2 separate regions of the Homo sapiens genome follow, and region 1 is linked to region 2. A link is a loop called in an ENCODE intact Hi-C map of the cell type or tissue named here. Cell type or tissue: heart left ventricle. All regions are shown on one strand. Each heading gives the region's core, and the rest is flanking DNA. Links, peaks and the distances in the headings are about the cores only.

Evidence for each region. Hi-C counts contacts between places; a loop is a spot of excess contacts. Peaks named below come from ENCODE experiments on the same cell type or tissue, not always from the same donor. Only the 100,000 strongest peaks of a DNase experiment are listed, where the experiment ranks them.
Region 1: it touches region 2 in a loop (2.5-fold over the local background); 2 of 110 quality-filtered maps call a loop at or near these places.

The regions. Positions count from the first base shown.
Region 1 is chr22:34,948,909-34,958,555 of GRCh38, reverse strand. All of the region lies in intron 1 of LINC02885 (long intergenic non-protein coding RNA 2885), which reads left to right. It overlaps LOC105373015 (a long non-coding RNA gene), which reads left to right and starts at 5,774. Exons shown (of 3, transcript XR_938205.1): 1 at 5,774-5,865. RefSeq lists enhancers at 7,711-8,210, 8,211-8,712. In heart left ventricle, for the core only: no CTCF peak of the experiment used is centred there; no DNase peak of the experiment used is centred there.
Region 2 is chr22:34,880,554-34,890,200 of GRCh38, reverse strand. The region is part of intron 3 of LINC02885 (long intergenic non-protein coding RNA 2885); the gene reads left to right. It overlaps LOC124905109 (a long non-coding RNA gene), which reads left to right and starts at 5,976. Exons shown (of 2, transcript XR_007068083.1): 1 at 5,976-6,060. In heart left ventricle, for the core only: no CTCF peak of the experiment used is centred there; no DNase peak of the experiment used is centred there.

The DNA of each region.
Region 1 (9,647 bases), core at 1,603-6,602, 69 kb before region 2:
GAGAGCCCCTGCTGTGATTTCAGGAGGAATCTCGAGGTAGAGCAGTGAGAGAAGGAAAGAGGCTTTGGGGCAGCTGCTGAGGATGAGAGAATTGGAGACTGGGAGGAATGGGAAATAAGAACTATAAAGAGTGTGGCTATGTATTAGGATTTGGGTCTTCTGCAATGTATTTTGGAAGATTCAGATACAGATTGGAAATACTTCTGATGCAGGACTCATTAAAAGACCATACCAGGCCAGGTGCGGTGGCTCACATCTGTAATCCCAGCACTTTGGGAGGCTGAGGTGGGCGGATCATGAGGTCAGGAGATTGAGACCATCCTGGCTAACATGGTGAAACCCCATCTCTACTAAAAATACAAAAAAATTAGCTGGGCGTGGTGGCGGGCACCTGTAGTCCCAGCTACTCGGGAGGCTGAGGCAGGAGAATGGTGTGAACCCGGGAGGCGGAGCTTGCTGTGAGCCGAGATTGTGCCACTGCACTTCAGCCTGGGCGACAGAGTGAGACTCTGTCTCAAAAACACAAAAAACAAATAAACAAAAAGACCATTCCAAGGCTGGACTGTGTGACCTCTGGCACTTAATTGAGGTTATGTCATATGTCCCTTTGCTGGGACATGCATGCTGCATTTCTTCTCTTCCAGGCCATGCATAGGCACATGCCCCTGCAATGGAAGAGCTTCCTATTGCTCAGCCCTCACCCTCAGCTAGGCTATTCTCTCCCCTGGAACTGGGGTCTTTTTTGTGTCTGCCATGGTCTTATTCAGCGGGAAGTCTGCAAGTTGCCTCATGCTATTGTCTAGAGGTTTGTGTTCTCCTCAAATTCGTGTATCAAAATTCTAACCCTCAAGGTGATGGTATTAGGACGTAGTGTCTTTGGGAGGTGACTGAGTCATGAAGGCTGTCAGATTAGTGCTGTTACAAAAGAGACCCCAGAGAGCTACCTCACTCCTTCTGCCATGTGAGGTTACAGTGAGAAAGTGCCGTCTACAGGGAATGGACCTTCACCAGACATGAAATGTTCCACTGTCTTCACCTTGGACTCCCCAGGCTCTAGAATTGTGAAAAATATATTTCTGTTGTTTATAAGCCACCTATTTTAAGGTATTTTTGTTATAGCAGCACAGATGGACTAAGACACGTCAAGATTGACTTTCTTTTTATGAAGATGGTGTCTGGCATGTTCATGGAAAAGACAATATCCCATGGCAGAGATCGCCAGCATTAAGGCCATTCATGGTGGTACGTTGTCAAAAAGTTTTCCTGTCCAATTGCTCAATTGCGTTTGTTGGGCGTGTGGAGGAAGGACCTATAATATGCTGTAATTTTGGATGTATTATTTTCAAGATTTGAATAAAATCTCTGAAAGTAGGTGTTAATACTCCTCTCTCATGATGAGGAAACTGAGAATCAGAGAGATTATTTGCTGCAAATTATATGGCCTGCGATTACTAGAGCTGGTATTAAAACCCAAGTCAGCTTGGGTTTCAAAGCCCCTGAAATGGACTTTTAGGGGACTTTTGGTGGCACAGTATCTGTGCACACTTTCCTTATACTTGGGAATTCCCCACCACGGAAGTTCATGCATCCTAAGACATGGTACATTGACTTGCTTTCCTTGCAACCATAGTCCTGGCATATGACCTTGATCATGACAACACGGAAAGCAAGTGCAGTTAGAAAGTCCAGGTCTGTGCAAAACCTGGACTTTCTTTTTAATTTTTGAGATGGAGTCTCACTCTGTTGCCCAGGCTGGAGTGCAGTGGTGCGATCTCAGCTCACTGCAAGCTCCGCCTCCCGGGTTCACGCCACTCTCCTGCCTCAGCCTCCCGAGTAGCTCGGACTACAGGTGCCCGCCACCACGCCCGGCTAAATTTTTGTATTTTTTAGTAGAGACGGGGTTTCACAGTGTTAGCCAGGATGGTCTCGATCTCCTGACCTGGTGATCCGCCCACCTTGGCCTCCCAAAGTGCTGGGATTATAGGCGTGAGCCACCGCGCCCGGCCAAAACCTGGACTTTCAAGGGAGTGGAGTGAAGTGAAGGAACAGGAGCCATGCAGAATCCACTCAGTGACGGTGATGGCAGGCGTGTCCTGCTTGGCTGAGGCTCCAGCCAAGCTGAGCTGTGTGGGGTTAGTGCCCTTGTGACATTGTGGAGCTTTTACTGAGGCAGGTCCTGGCTGCACAGCCTCTGAGACTGATTCCTGACCCACTTGGAGATCTGTGAGTGCCCTGACATTCTCATAAATTCACTTTCTGCTAAACTAGCTAGAGTGGGCTCTGTTGTTTATAAATAGGAATCCCAACTGGAATGGCTTATTTTGTTGGTTTTTCTAATTTTCAGTTTTTTCATTGTGGTAAAATATATATAACAAAATTTACCATTTTAACCATTTTTAAGTGTATAATTCAGTGGCGTTAAGTACATTCACTCTCTTTCTCTTTTTTATTTTTATTTTTTATTTTACTTTAAGTTCTGGGATATGTGTGCAGAACGTGCAGGTTTGTGACATAGGTACACATGTGCCGTGGTAGTTTGCTGCACCTATCAACCCGTCATCTAGGTTTTAAGCCCCGCATGTATTAGGTATTTGTCCTAATGCTCTCCTTCCCCTTGGCCCCCATCCCCCCAACAGGCCTCTGTGTGTGTGTGATGTTCCCCTCCCTGTGTCCATGAGTGTTTTTTTTGTTTGTTTGTTTTTGAGACAGAGTCTCGCTCTGTTGCCCAGGCTGGAGTGGAGTGGTGTGATCTTGGCTCACTGCAAGCTCTGCCTCCTAGGTTTCACGCCATTCTCCTGCCTCAGCCTCCCGAGTAGCTGGGAACTACAGGCGCTCACCACCACGCCTGGCTAATTTTTTGCATTTTTAGTACAGACGGGATTTCACCATGTTAGCCAGGACGGTCTCGATCTCCTGACCTCGTGATCTGCCCACCTCGGCCTCCCAAAGTACTGGGATTACAGGCGTGAGCCACCGCGCCTGGCCTTTTTTTTTTTTTTTTTTTTTTTTTTTTTTTTTAAATACAGTAAAGAGGATCCATTCTTGCTCCAAGCCAGGAAAAGTACCTGATTATTTCCTGTTAAAATGAAATGGACAGACTGGCACAGTGGCCTTTCTGGGTCATTCAAGAAATGATTCTGAAATGGTTTTCTTGTTGAGGGCGAGTGTCTGTGCCTCCACAGAACAGCTGGGCGCTCAGGCTTGCCCCAAAGTGGGACTTGAGTGAGTGTGGGCTCCACTCCTGGCCCCTCAGACAGGATGGACCCCAGCAGCCCACCCTGGGTTGCATTCCTAATGAACTTCACTGTTGTCCTGCTCCAACACCTCAGTACAAAGGGCACTGCCAGCACCAGGCCTGTGCAGATATTGAAGTACATTCTCAATGTTGTGCAACCACCACCTCTATGGTATGGCTTTTAACATACGTGTTTTATTAAGTTATCCCAACATCTCTTTAAGAATGAGGATTATTAACCTTGTTTTATAGATGAGAGGCCAGACCTCAAAGAGAGTAATTATGAGTAATTGACTTACTCAAGATGATACCACTGGTAATAAGAGTAGTAATAGTAGCCACCGTTTATTAAGTACGTACTACATGTATGTTACATGTAATCCTTTAGAAAGTCCTGCAAAATGGGCAATACTGTGGCTCCTATTTTACAATGAAGAAACAGGCTCAGCGAGCTTAAAGAGCTCAGAAATCATGTGGCCAGTTAGCAGATTTGGATTTTAACCCATGTGTGTCTGACTGTAAAGCCCTTGTTTACCTACCAGCCCATCCTATCTACTGAGGATTGGAGCCCAAGTCTTCTGATTTCTGTCTAATGCTTGTCCCTCATGTCATAAAGTTGGTCATGCCTTTAATCCCAGCACTTTGGGAGACTGAGGTGGGCAGATCACTTGAGGTCAGGAGTTCGAGACCAGCCTGGCCAACATGATGAAACCCCGTCTCTACTAAAAATACAAAAATTAGCCTGGCGTGGTGGCACACGCCTTTAATCCCAGCTACTTGGGAGGCTGTGGCAGGAGAATCACTTGAACCCAGAAGGCAGAGGTTGCAATGAGCTGAGATTATGCCACTGCACTCCAGCCTGGGTGACAGAGCAAGGCTCTGTCTCCAAAAAAAAAAAAAAAAAAAAAAAAAAATCGGGGGTAGTGTCTACTGCCGATGCTCTCATGATCGGGCTTTCTTTCTTCTTGTGCAAACCTGGGTTAGAATGTGAAGCTGGAAAATTAAATATTGGCAGGCTGGAGTTGAAGGCCTGTTCCCTGTGCCCTGGTTGCTGCGGTGCCTGGGACATAATTAGGGGCTCAAAGGGAGTTTGTTGAACAAAACTGAGCTCTGTTGAATCCGAGATAGAGGAATCTCTCCCAGTCCCCTGTTGGGCCAATTGCAGTACCAAAATTTGCCTGTGGATTCCAATGGCTAGCACATAGGGTAAAATAAAGGGTGGAGCACTGATTAATGAACCACTGAAGAAAGTAGAAAACAAGAGTAACAAGACACTGGATTTGAGTGTTGTAACAAGAGTTGCAAAATGTCAGCAACACTTTGATGAGTTTTATAAGTTGATCTCGAATTATATGCTAGGGGCCACACTCAGTACTGTACATGAATCATTTCCAGTCCTCACTACCGCCTAATGAGATAAAAATCCTTGGCACTGTTGGAAGAGCAAATCCTAATGCTTAAGTGCAGGCATTCTGGTCAAAGAAGAAGTCAAATTCCAGTGCAGTGTGTGAATGTTGGGGATGTTACTCAGCTTCTCTGTCTGTTTCTTCTACTGTAAAATGGGCATAACAACTGTACCTCTACCATATGGTTTTTGTGAAGTTTAAATGCATTCATGCCTTTCGAATGCTTAGGACAGCACCTGGCACAAAGAAAAGCTCAGTAGATGTTGTCTATTATTGTTCTTACTTGATAGACAAGGACACTGAGCACCAGGAAGGTTTAAGAACACGAATAAAGTCACCAAAGTAAAAAAGGTGAAGTTAAATTATGAACACAGGTTTGATCTCAAAGCTCCTGCTCTTTCCAGTCTATTAACAGGTACTTACTGAGCATCAGTTATGTGCTCCCATCTAAAAAGACAGGAAAGAAAGAGACAGACAGAATTCCAGTTCCTCAAAGAAGCAAATATTTTTGCGGAGGGAGAGAGATAATCAACATATATCCAAGTGATAAGCACTCTGGTGCCTTGAGAGGGATGAAGAAGGAGAGGGCATCATATAAAGAGAGGGACTGAGGTGGGTAGTGGTGGGGGAGGGAGACCTCTTTGAAGAGTAATGTTGGATAAAGGCCTGGGGTGGGGAAGGAGGAGGCAGCTGACTTCAAGGTCTGGGAAGAGTGTTCCTGATACAGTTTGTATATTTGTCCCTGCTCAAATCTCATGTTGAATTGTAATCCCCAGCATTGGAGGTGGGGCCTGGTGGGAGGTGATTGGATCATGGGGATGAATTTCTCATGAATGGTTTAACCTCATCCCCTTGGTGCTGTCCTCATGATAGTGAGGCCTTGTGAGATCTGATTGTTTAAAAGGGTGTGGTATCTCCCCCCACCCATGCTCTTGCTCCTGCTCTGGCCATGTGATGTGCCTGCTCCCCCTTCACATTCCACCATGATTGGAAGCTTCCTAAACCTCCATAGAAGCTGAGCAGATGCCAGTACAATGCTTTCTGTATAGCCTGCAGAACCATGAGCCATTTAAATCTCTTTTCTTTATAAGTTACCCAGTCTCATGTATTTCTTTATAGCAAAGGAAGAACAGGCTAACACAGTTCCCAACAGGAGGATCAAGTGCCAAGGCCCTGGTGACTTTGAGGAAGAGAAAGAGGCCAGTGCGATTGGAGAGCAGTGAGGTAGGAGGGTTTGGTGACGTCTTAGCCATTCATACCTTCTGAGATTGGACTCTTGCCTGAAAAAGCAGGGAACATTATTCCAGTGTCTGCTTGGGGGGACTGTATTAGTTTGCTAGGGGTGCTGTAACAAAGTACCACAAACCAGGTGGCCTCAAGCCACAGAAATTTCTTCTCAAACACTTCTGGAGGCTGGGGTCAGAAATCAAGGGGTCAGCAATCAAGGGGTCAGCAGGGCTGTGCTCTCTCTAAAGGTCTATGAGGAGAAGCTGCTCCACGTCTTTCTCCTCACTTCTGGTGTTGCTGGCAATCCTTGGCATCCCTTGGTTTACAGACCCAGCACTCCAATCTCTGCCTTTGTCATCTCTTCTCCAGGCCACCAGTCATACTGGATTTAGGGTCTACCCTACTCTAGTGTGACTTGTCATAAGTTGATTACAGCTATAAAGATTCTATTTCCAAATAAGAGTTCAACATCTGGGTCTGAGTTTCTCCTCTGCCTTTAACGATGGGTAGGTGTTCAGGGAAGTAGCTGAGTCTGGGTGAGCTTCCTTTCCCATCTCTAAAAAGGGCAGCTTATAATTATTAAAGCACCACCGTCTAAGTAACTCCCAAGAGCTCCCAAAAGAGAGAACACAGGAACAGCACCCCTGGAGGTGATCCGTGGGGGGTAGCGGGGAATACACCGCTACAGGAGGTTAGAACTTCAAAATCTCTTTCTGGGGGACATAATTCAACATGTAACAAGGACCAAAAAGTAGTAATATCGGTGAAAGCAACATTTCAACTGCATAGTGTGGTGCAACAGACCAGAGCTGTTATTCTGTTGGGGAGGAAGTCCAGGAAGGAAGATGCTGAGGGACAGGAGAGACCCGTCTTCTCACCATGATTCCACCAGACGGTGCTTGTGTGACCTCCAACAATTTTACAACTTCTTTGACCTCATCTTCCTTATTTTCCAAAGTAGTCATTCAGGCTGGATGATGTACTTTTGAATTCCCATGGTTTCAAGAACATTCCCCTTTACTGACCATAATTTACAATTATTCCACTGGCTAAGCAGGAGGTGGTACGTCAATGCCGTTCTTATTACACCTGAAGTTCAGCTTGTGAATATCGGCAAGAATCCAGACAAACATCATAATAAATAATGATAATTGTGATTATTGATTAAGTCACAGGCACTTTACTTTGTGATTTGCCACTATTAATTCAGTCTTCCTACAACCTGCTGAGGGATGTATTCCCCACCACCCCACGGATCACCTCCAGGGACGCTGTTCCTGTGTTCTTTGTTCTAGGGGCTCTCTGGAGTTACTTACATGGTTGTCCTTTAAGCATGATAAGCTGCCACTTTTAGAGATGGGAAAGGAAGCTCAGTGAGACTCAGCTACTTCCCTGAATGCTTACCCATCATTAAAGGCAGAGGAGGAACTCAGACCCAGATGCTGAATTCCAAAGCCTGAGCCTTTTCCAGGGTACCAAGCTGATATCTGCAGCTCAGAGGCAACTTTTTCATGGGAGGGAACGTGGGACTGGGGCTAGGGAGGGCTGGGTTAGTATCCCCGCTCTGTGACTTTGAAAGGTTCACTGAACCCCTCTGTGCCTCAGTTTTCCCGTTAGTATAATGAGGTCATACTCATTCCTAACCCATAAGCTTAAATTAAATGAGGGTTATATGTGGTGCTCCTGAAACTGTGCATGGCTGGTTAGGCACAAATGGAAAACGTCTTTCTCCATGGAGGAAAGTCACTGAGCACCTTTTCAGGGAACCTGCTCGCTGGGCAGATGGAGGAGCTGGTGATCAACACAGCCTTTTGAAGGGGTCGTCTTTTCCAACAGAACATGACACAGCCACAGGGAAAGTTGTTTTAGTTCCACTTAGTTTGATTTATTATTGATAATTCTGGAGATAAATTAGAATCATTAAAATAAGAGGCTGCAGTCTGCAGGCTGTTTTGAATTCCAGGGCTGTCTGCTTCGCATTTCCTGGGAACTGAGTGAGTACATTTGCATGTTTAGAGGGGGAGGGCCCTCAGAGAGCAGGAGGCAGAAAGTCCTGTCTGGAAAGTCTGGGCAATGAGAGAGGAAGCGCAGCTTGGAACTGTGTATTAGCCGCTGGGCCTGCCATAACAAGACACTATAGACTGGGTGGCTTAAATAACAGAAATTAATTTTCTCTTAATTCTTGGAGGCAAGAAGGTCTAAGATTAAGGTGCCAGCTGATTTGTTTCCTGGCGAGGGCCCTCTTCCTAGTTTGTAGATGGCCGCTTTGGCCTCACATGGCTCTTCCTCAGAGCATGCAGAGAGAGGAGGATGAGTGAGCTCTCTGGTGTCTCTTCTTTTTATTTTTTGAGTCGAAGTCTCACTGTGTCGCCCAGGCTGGAGTGCAATGGTGTGATCTCGGCTCACTGCAACCTCCACCTCCCAGTTCCAGTCACTATCCTGCCTCAGCCTCCCGAGTAGCTGGGATTACAGGCAAATGCCATCATGCCCGGCTAATTTTTGTAGTTTTGTAGAGATGGGTTTTCACTATGTTGGTCAGGCTGGTCTTGAACTCCTGACCTTAGGTGATCCACCTGTCTTGGCCTCCCAAAGTGCTGGGATTACAGGCATGAGCCACTGTGCCTGGCCCAGGTGTCTCTTCTTATAAGGACACCAGTCCTATTGGATCCAAACCCCACTCTTATCACCTCATTCAACCTTAATTACCCCCTAAAAGCCCCATCTCCAAATACAGCCTCATTGGGGGTTAGGGCTGCAACATATGGATTTGGGGGAGGGGAGGACACAGTTCAGTCCATAGTGCACTGCTTTCCACTCCTCCAGGAGGCCTGCCATGATTGTTAGTACTGTAACAAGAACAGTTGCCAGCACCTTACTTTCTGTGTCCCTACAGAAGCATAATGAGGTTAGGAACCTCATTACTATTCCTTTCGAAGATGAGAAAACTGAGGCACACAAAAGGAAAGTCACTGACCTAAGGTCCTCACCTGGTGAGGGGCGGAGCCAGGTCAGGGACCTTGTGCCTGGGACACCTTGTAGTGCTCATTGTACCTCGTCAGTCTTTCTCCCAGGGTGGCAGAGTGGGAAAAGTACTGCTAGAAATAAAATTTAGATTCAGAGGGTACATGTGCAGATTTGCTACATGGATATATTGTGTGATGCTGAGGTTTGGGCTTGAATTGAACCCATCACCCAAATAGTGAGCATAGTAACCAGTAGGTAGTTTTTCAACCCTTGCCCGCTTCAGCCCTCCTCCATTTGGAGTCTGTAGTGTCTATTGTTCTTGTCTTTATATCCATGTGTACACAATATTTAGCTCCCACTTCTAAGTGAGAACATGTGGCATTTGGTTTTCTGTGTCTGCATTCATTCAATTAGGATAATGGCCTCAATCTGCATCCATGTTGCTGCAAAGGACATGAGCTCATTCTTTTTTATGGCTGTACAGTATTCCATGGTGTATATGTACCACATTTTCTTTATCTAGTCCACCATTGATGAGCACCTAGGTTGATTCCATGTCTTTGCTATTGTGAATAGAGCACCAATTTTTGAATCAACCTTGGACTAAATACTACCTCTATCACTTAGAAGTTGTGAGACCATCAGCAAATTATTTGCTGTCTATCAGAGCAGTTGCATCACTTGGAAGGGGATAACAGGACTGCACTCACATGGTGTTCTTGAGGTCAAATAAAATGAGGTATGACATGTGCTTAGTATGAGGCCTGGAACATGGGTGCTATTCAGTCAGTGCAATCATTTCCACTTTGGGTGCT
Region 2 (9,647 bases), core at 2,706-7,705:
GGCCCCACTGGGGATGCTGTGTGGGGGCTCTGAGCCCACATTTCCCTTCCACACTACCTTAGCAGAGGTTCTCTATGAGGGCTCCACCCCTGCAGCAAACATCTGCCTGGACATCCAGGTGTTTTCATACGTCCTCTGAAATCTAGGTGGAAGTTCCCAAACCTCAATTCTTGACTTCTGTGCACCCACAGGACCAATACTACATGGAAGCTGTCAAGACTTGGGGCTTGCACCCTCTGAAGCAATGGCTTGAGCTGTATGTTGGCCCCTTTCAGCCATGGCTGGGACACAAGGCACCAACTCCCGAGACTGCACAAGGCAGCAAGGTCCTGAGCCCTGGCCAGAAAACAACGTTTTCCCCCTAGGCCTTCAGGCCTGTGATGAGAGGGGCTGCCATAAAGACCTCTGACATGCCCTGGAAACACAGTTCCCATTGTTTTGGTAATTAACATTTGGTTCCTGATTACTTATGCAAATTTCTGAAGCTGGCTTGAATTTCTCCTCAGAAAATGTTTTTTTCTTTTCTATTGTATTGTCAGGCTGCAAATTTTCCAAACTTTTGTGCTCTGCTTGCCTTTTAAACATAAGTTCCAATTCCAAACCATCTCTTTTGGAATGCATAAAACTGAATGCTTTTAAGAGCACCCAAGTCACCTTTTGAACATTTTGCTGCTTATAAATTTCTTCTGCCAGATACCCTAAATTATCTGTCTCAAGTTTAAATTTCCAGAGATCTCTAAGGCAGGGTCAAAATGCTGCCAGTCTCTTTGCTAAAGCATAGCAATAATCACCTGTATTCCAGTTATCAAGAAGTTCCTAATCTTTGTCTGAGACCACCTCAGCCTGGACTTCATCATCCATTTCACTACCAGCATTTTGGTCAAAGGAATTCAACAAGTTGCTAGGAAGTTACAAACTTTCTCACTGTTCCAACCTCTGCCTGTTACCCAGTTTCAAAGTTGCTTCAACATTTTTGGGTATCTTTATAGCAGCACCCGACTCTCTGTGGTACTAATTTACTGTATTAGTCTGTTTACATACTGCTATAAAGAACTGCCTAAGACTAGGTAATTTATAAAGGAAAGAGGTTTAATTGACTCACAGTTCAGCATGGCTGGGGAGGCCTCAGGAAACTTACAATCATGGTGGAAGGTGAAAGGGAAGCAAGGCACCTTCCTCACAAGGTGACAGGAAAAAGAAGTGCCAAGTGAAGGGAAAAGAGTCTCATAAAACCATCAGATATTGTGAGAACTCACTCAGTATCATGAGAACAGCATGGGGGAAACTTTCTCCATGATTCAGTTACCTTCCCTTGGTCTCTCCCTTGACACGTGGACATTATGGGGATTATGGGGCTTACAATTCAAGATGAGATTTGGGTGGGGACACAAAGCCTAACCATATCAGTGATGGTATCAAAAGGTGAAGTCTTTGGTAAATGATTAGGTCATGAGATTACAGCCCTCATAAATAGAATTAGTGCTCTTAAAAGAGACACCAGAGAGCTGACTAGTCTCTTCCACCATGTGAGGACACAGTGAGGAGGCACCATCTATGAGCCAGGAAGAAAGTCCTCACCAGACACCAACTATTCTTCTGTCTTTACCTTGGACTTCCCAGAACTGTAAAAAATAAATTTCTGTGGTCTATAAGCCACCCAGTCGATGGTATTTTGTTATTAACAACCTGAATGGATGGATTAAGACACCAGTTTAAATCATTTTTTTCCACCAAAAACTAAAATAGTTAAAATAAATGAAGAAATTAAATAAGAGCTATGCTTGTTTGGAAGGAGATAGAATCCATACATTTATTCTTTCTCTCAATTGCACCATTATTCACTGAACAGTTGCCATAAGCCAGGCTGTGTGCTGGGCCCTGGCAGTACAGAGATGAACAAAGCACCATTCTTGCCCTTAGAAGCTCACAGACTAGCTAGAGGGACAGACAGATGAGCAGGGAACCATAGAGTGATATGGTATGTGAGATAGGAGAGGCACATGGATCAGGGGGCATGGTGGCTCAGCCATTCCTGGGAGGGATCAGTGAATTGAGACTTACACATGAGCAGGATGTAGGAAAGCCGAGAAAAATAAAGTGTCATCTATGATGATACAGAGAAAGGAGAGGTCAGGGTGTGGTACCTAATAATGATGATGAGGATAATAAGTGTAATATTTAGTTAATATTTATTGAGTGCTTATCATACACTCTGCCCTGGTCCAAGTTCTTTGTATATATAATGTCATTTGATCCTCATGGTGATTCCATGAGGTAGATACCTATTTTACTGGTAAGAAGGGGTTAGGGAAGTTGACAGAAACCACATAGCAGGCCAGGGCTGCTGGGATATATGACAAAAACATATAGAGTGTTGATAGATGAAACTCTTGAGAATTTGTGTTGGGTTTGGATTGTGAGAGATTTTAAATACAACACAAGGGGCTCAATTAGAGGACAGAAAGTACATTGTTGTTTACTGAGTGCCTACTATATCCCAGTTATATATCTGATCTGATCAAATTTTTACAACTCCCCTATTGGATAAGCATTATTAGCCACATTCTTACTAAAACAACTCAGACATATTTTTATTTTCCTAAATCACTCTACTAGTAAGTGGCAAAAAGTAAAAAAAGCTGGCTCCTGAACACATTTTTTAACTGCTATATTATTGCCCATTTCCTCTTTCTGATAAATATTTTTAATCCTTTTCCCCCCCTTCTGATCAACTGATAAAAAGCTATCATTTCTCTCTGCAGAAACATACATGGAACTATATACCAACAAACTTTTGCTTGTAATTTATTTTATTGCATGGGAATTTCATTTTTTTCATATGGACAGACCATACAAACAAGTCTTACAAAAAATTATTTGTCTCATTTCCTGCCTTCCTCCACAAAATATTACTGCTTTCTTCCTTAAAAAAGCAATAAATCCAAATTTTGCAAATGAATGAAAAATGTAAATTGAAATTCTGCTGAAAAGTAACATTTCAGTGAGGAGCCTGCTGTTGTTTGACTTAAAAAAGAAATAGAAATGTTGGAGCTGTCTTTGCATGACAGCATCATTTCAGCAATCTAATCATTTCAACATTGTTTTTTTGGCAACAAGTCCCCAAACTGTGACTCAGAAAGGTAAGTAACAAACCCCATTATTGTTTCCAGAACTCACTTTGCCACACAAGGTCAGATGTGTGTCAAGGAGGCCCAGAATCCTCTAAGATTCTTTGAGTTTAATTTATTTTGTATAATCCCCTTTGTCCTAGAGTTAATGAGGTTGGCTCTGCATTCTTGATGCCATCTGTGTCAGCAAGGTAAGGATTATGAATCCAGTTCAATCGTAAGGCTGTCTACACACTAGTAAACCTCAGAAGAATTCTGCTATATTTCCTGGTGTCTACAGATTTCTGCTTATGGAGAAACAGACAAGGTTTTGTCACTGTGTACAACAGTCTACAAAAACATTTTTTCTTGACTGGGAAACAGGATAATTTTCCACCTCCTAGTTCTTTCAGAAGAGTGAAAATTGCTGAAATGCTAGGAACTTTTTGGCAGTGTCCATAACGGTGAATGCCGGGCTTGAATTCAAACCACTACTTTATCCAACTTGCCAAAAATGTCCACCAAGAATTTCTCCCTGTCAGATTATTCTGAGAAAGAGCATTTTAATCTGCAAAGTAATAATAACAATAATGATAATAGTGACTATATGCCAGAAGTTCCATTGAGTGCTTTAAGACTTAGTGTCTAGAATCTGGTGAGCCTCCCAAGATAAGGGCTTCTGAGTTCTACTCCTGTTTCTTGATTAAGTATTAAAAAGGTGGTTCAAGGAGAGGATAACAGGAAGTTCTCTGAGGTTGATCAGCTGGATCTGACACTTGAGCACACCGATATAGAAAGCAACCAAGGGGCAATGTCATCTGATGCTTTTTTCTTCACTGTATCACTTCTCTTACAATTTAGTGCTTAAGCAACAGCCATTAATTTGGCTCATGATTTTGTGGATTGGCGGTTTGGGCTGGGCACAGCTGATGGTTCTTCTGGTCTGAGCTGCGCTCAGTTGATCTCAACTGGGCTTGTGCATGCATCTGCATTCCTGCTGGTGGATTGGCAAGGGCCTGCTGGTTTGTAGTAGCTAGCCTGGTCTTGATTGTTGGCATGTCTGAGCTCACTCTCCATGTTGGTTTCTTATCCTCCAGGTGGTTAGCCTGGGCTTGTTCACATGGTGGCTGGCTTCCATGAATAGCCGGAGAGCAAGCCTGTGAGAACAAGAACAAGTACTTTTCAAGTATTTGTTTTTGTTCCTTTGCCCCTGTCCTACTGGTCAAAGCAAGGTACTAGTCAGCCCACATTCAAGGCATGGACCCAAACTCCAACTATTGGTGAGAAACACTACCTTGTGAAGCTGTGGATATGGGAAGGAGATTAATCTGTGGCCATTTTTCTAATCTACCATATTTGCAAAACACAAAAGCCTTTTAAGAGTTAAGGGGCCAATATATTATACCTTTCTCCCACTTTTGAGTTTAGAGCCAATTGAGAGAAGTACACTGGGGTCAAATGGGGCAGATCAAATACCAGCTTAATTATTGGTGAAGTTAGAATGGGAACCCATTTTGCATTTGTAGTCTGAACAGACTTTCTATAATCCTCTCCTAGAATGAAAGTAATCATCTGGAATTGAAGCTGTCCCCCTGCAGGAGCTTAAAAATGTGTGTGTGTTTTGAGTAGGTGGATGCCAGAGAGAAAAAAAAAAAAACACAAGGAAGAGGGCTAGGTAGAGACTCTTTTCCTCTGCTCTGTAGGGAAAAATTGTATCACTGAATGCTAGATACTTCCTTTCCCATCATGGGAATAAAGAAAAAAGTGGAAAGAGAGGGAAAATGTTACTATTTATAAGCCTAGGTGGGAATGCTATGAGAGGGAGAAAAATGGTCCCCCTTATCCCAGATGTGTTTCCAAGCAATGAAGATACTTACGTTTGTGTGTGCCCTGAGTGTCGTTTTTTCCCTCTAAGTAAATTGCTTGGCAATGAAACCATTTATCATTGTGAACATGTGGATGGTAAGAGAAGATTCCCAATGGGACTTGCAAAATAGGACTTCTTCATTGATAGTGTAAGTGAAAATAAATTAAAAACCCAGGAATTAGCTTCATTGAAATACATCAGTAGTTACATACTGCTGCAAGATGAAGAGAAATGGCTGTCAATTCCATGACCTATTTCAAAATACTGGAGAAAATTTGATGTCTTGGGAGTGAATGCCGTGTAACAGAAGTGATGCTTCTATTTTTTTTTTCTAGTGTTCCAAGACCCGAAGTAGCTTGACCATGCCCTAAAATGAAGCTGTTTATGTGCTTTTTATTTTTCCTTAGCAATTCCATGAGCACTTGTTGGGGGCTGAATTTTCATGGTCACAACAGTCCTCAAAACTAAGGTTTGGGCGGGGCTCAGTGGCTCACATCTGTAATCCCAGCACTTTGGGAGGCCGAAGCAGGCAGATCACCTGAGATCAAGAGCTTGAGAGCAGCCTGGCCAACATGGTGAAACCCTGTCTCTACTAAAAATACAAAAATTGGCTGGGCGTGGTGGTGGGTGCCTGTAATTCCAGCTACTTGGGAGGCTGAGGCGAGAGAATCACTTGAGCCCGGGAGGTGGAGGTTGCAGTGAGCCGAGATCACGCCTTTGCACTCCAGCCTGGGCAACAGAGCGGGACTCCGCCTCAACAAACAAACAAACAACCAAAAACACAAAAACCCCAACTCAGGTTTGTAAAGATGTTAATTTGCTTTATTTCTGTATAAAACAGTGTCTTAGCTCTCATGCCTCCAATTCCATAAGGGCAAAAAACTTAATCTTGCAAAACCAAGTATGCTCAGCCAAGTCTAGTTTAATACTCAGTCTCTTTGGGACAAATACACAATTAACTCAAGATGCTTAGCTTCTCCTTTTTCCTTTGTTTCTCCTCAAGGGACAGGAATCAGATGGGCATAGGGCATCTGGTCCATGATCATCCTTTGTTCGTGCTGATCTCTGATGAAATATCTGAAGAAGGTGGGTCCCTATCACCATGTGTTGACATTTGCTTCTGTGGTGTCTGTGGTACTATGTGGTCTCCCACTGATAGGCCATGCTTTCTGTTTCTTCTTCATCCTAACTCAGGCCCCTTTGGGCCAGTTACAATCTCTTAGCCCTTCTGCTCTCCCCTCAATCGCTTTGCAACTCTTAGTGTCTTTTCCCCCCATTTCCCCACTGGGGTGCATGGGACACCATTCTGTGAGGCCACTTTCAGGCCCATCCATCAAGACTCCTTCCTCTGCCATTGTTAACTCTACCACTCTTGTGCCTTGCTGGGAACAACCTCTCTGCAAGGTTTGCAGACTCCCCAAGGGACCCTGGAGGGGAAGATACAGATATTTTATGCTCTGAGATCTCCCCAAGACATTTGGTGTTTCTGTGAATCCTCTCTCCTTTCCAGATTTAAGTGGAAAGGGCAAGAGTGAGAATGTGGTCCTTTCCTCTGGAACTTACTTCAATAACCAACTCTCTTACTTCCCTCTTCCAAATGTATGGTAACCTGTCTCCTCTTCTTAGCCCATGTCATATATGTTACCTCTCCTCTCAGGCTTCTTTATCATTTATTTAATGCCCATGCCTTCTTTTTTTCAAAGATCAGCTCTTGAGTATTCTCTCAAGGCTGTTAAGACTGCTGTCACTGTTACGGCTGTAAAACTGGCATTCTAAAACTCAGTCGAGTTTTGTTTTAGGCTGTATTATCCTTTTCCACTGAGGGTAGGACATACAGAAAGTTTTTGCTGCTGGTTGGCATGGTGCAGGGGGTGAAGGGCAGGGTTGTGAAATACAGGTGAAGAGCATTTCAGTTAATGTCACAGAATTCTCCCATAGAACCTTCTACATCTTACAGATAAGGCTTCTGTGGTGGGCCAAATACAAGTTTTAGTATTATTGCAGTTTTTTCAAGTTAAGAATCATTCCCACCAAACATGCAGCTAGAGGCAGTAGTAGGTTGATGTAGTTACTTCTGGGGCAGGGGAGGGGGCTGGTTGTGCTGTGGTCTGGGAAATAGATCACCATAGGAGATAGAGGAGCTGATGCTGGCACCGGGAAATGGGATTGGTGCCTCCACCAATGGGTTGAAGAGAACAGACAACTGTTCGTAGCTCCACAGCAGCCTAGGGCAACCACGTTAGCTTCATCAGCCATTCCATGTCACCTACAGCATCAAGATATCATCCATTTGTTCACCAGTAAATTTCTCTCCCAATAATGGAACACAGGAACCCACTACTCCAAGATTAAGGAGAGTGGCGGGCAAGATGCTATAGCTTTGAGGTACAGTGCTGTCCTCTGAGGTAGGTGAAAAAAGATTTGCATCTTGGTTTCCCCTTTCCCAGCTGTGTGGCCTTGGGAAAGCTACTTAATCTTTCTAGGCCTTAGTCTTTTAAAAATCTGAAACGTGAAGAATGACAGAATATCTAATGTGGTGTGTGTGTGTGTGTGTGTGTGTGTTAAAAGAATTAAGTGAACTATGATATGTATAGTCCTTGGCAGAATGCCTGGTACTTAATCAGCACTCAATGAAGGTTAGCCATTATTCTTGCTGTGTTGTTTTTTAATTGTTATTGTTGTTGCCATTGCTATTCAGGAGAACACTGTAGACTTTGCTTTGAGCATTCTTTTTCCAGTGACTTATACTGTCCAATGTTAGATTAAGAATGGGCAAAGGTCAGGTGACAATTCAGTTAGATTGGCTCTAAGCTTTCTGTGGCAAGATCACAGTCATTCAAAAGGACAGCCACGTTGGAGCTCTGCCGTGTTTGGTGATGAAAGTATGGGCAAGGTGAGCTTTGCTGACATTTTCAAGGTCAAGCTAGGACTGATTTAGACCAGCCATGTTGGAGTCATAATTGCAAGTAGGTTTTCTTCTTTCCTATCACTTTGAGATTCTATTCTAAATACCATAAAATGATGACCATGATTATAGTACTTGTTAAGAGGAAAACAGTACCTTAACAATATAATTTGACATAAAAATGTTTTCCCAGACAGGCAATTTACAACGTAGCATGAGGGAAATTTATGAAATAAAAATTTCTGTCTTGTTTTTAGAGAACTTGGAACCATCCATGTAATAACCCCAGGGCTCCATAGGTTACGTATTAAGAATTTCTTTTGCTGGTTTCTCTGAGCACCAACATTCTGTGCCATCATCTGTCTCATAGGGCATCCAGCCCAGTGCTATACACATATCTAGTAGATGTATAATAAGTGTATAATAGGTGTATAGTATATGCCCACTAAACTGAATTGAAAAGTCTTCAGGACTCAAAATTATCCAATTGTAATGGGTAATGAGAAGCAATGAAACAGATTCATCCAGGGTTTCCCTCTCCAATTAGATTACATGGTAACTGTCTTGGACATGCCAGACTGAAGGTTTATTACTGAATTATCAGTCTGTGCTGAGCTCTGCCAGAGGTAAGATGAGAGAGCTCAGGAAATAAAGCCAAAGATGGGAAACTGGGAAGATGGCCAGTTGGTGCATCAAGGTAGAAGGGTGAGGCTGGAGTCAGGGCCTTGGAGAAAGCACGAGAAAGGCAGGGGCAAGTGGGGCAGCATTGAGGGAAACAGAGCTGATCGGGCTGGATCTGAGAATTTGTATACTGTTCTGAGAAATGTACTACTTGCCCTCTGAATGAGGGCAACTGGGAGAAACAGGTGTGATGGGAGGAAAACGGAGCCCCCTCTTCTTATTTCTTGATGAGCAGAGCATTTTGGCAATCTAGTGATAATAAAATACCTCCATGGGTGAGATGCTGGCTTCTCCAACTAGAAAGACATTCTCTACTGACCCAGAGCAGCTACTCAGGATCTCCTTGGGCTGAGTTTGGTGCAAAGGCTCATGAGAAGCGCTGGGACTGGCCCACAGTTGGCTACTGACCTTGGTTGAATGGAGGCAGAGGGTGCATCTGTATGATCTGCTGCCTTGTGCACTTAGGGCCTAGGAACTGGCAGGCAAGGTCAGAAGAACATGTGTTGCTAAGAAAATCCACCCAGCATGCAATTTTTATTACACCCAAATATAGGTCACGTTGAGGGTGTGCTTGGGGAAGCAAAATATCATTGTGTGGCTGAAATCCATAAGCAGAAGCTGTCAGTCTTGGGTGCCTCCTCACCCTGTCTGGCAGCAGCCCCTACAAAGCAAGAAATGAGTCCTTCCCATTAGCTTCCCCTTCTCCCACCAGTCTCATTACCCTCTGCTCATCCCCTGGATTCTGAATCAAGTTCAGGCTCCCTGCACAGCAGGGTTGCCAGCTGGTTTGACTTTATTCTGTGATTCACTGTGTAGCAGAGGGAGTTTCTCTGATAAGCCTGTTGAGGCTGGAAACTTAACCCTCCAAAATCTCCTTTACAAAAAGCAAATGCGGGAGGAGTTTCCCTTGGCCTTGCCTGGCAGATGCAAAATGTTCCCAGGAGCCAGGTCAGATATCCTTGTGTGCAACAGTGCCATGAGTGACCCCAGCTCCTCAGAGCACAGCTCCAGGACTGTGGGTATTAGGAGACAGTCTACAAATTCAACCTCAAAGGGTCTTCACTGGTGTTGGCCAACATGGGCCCAT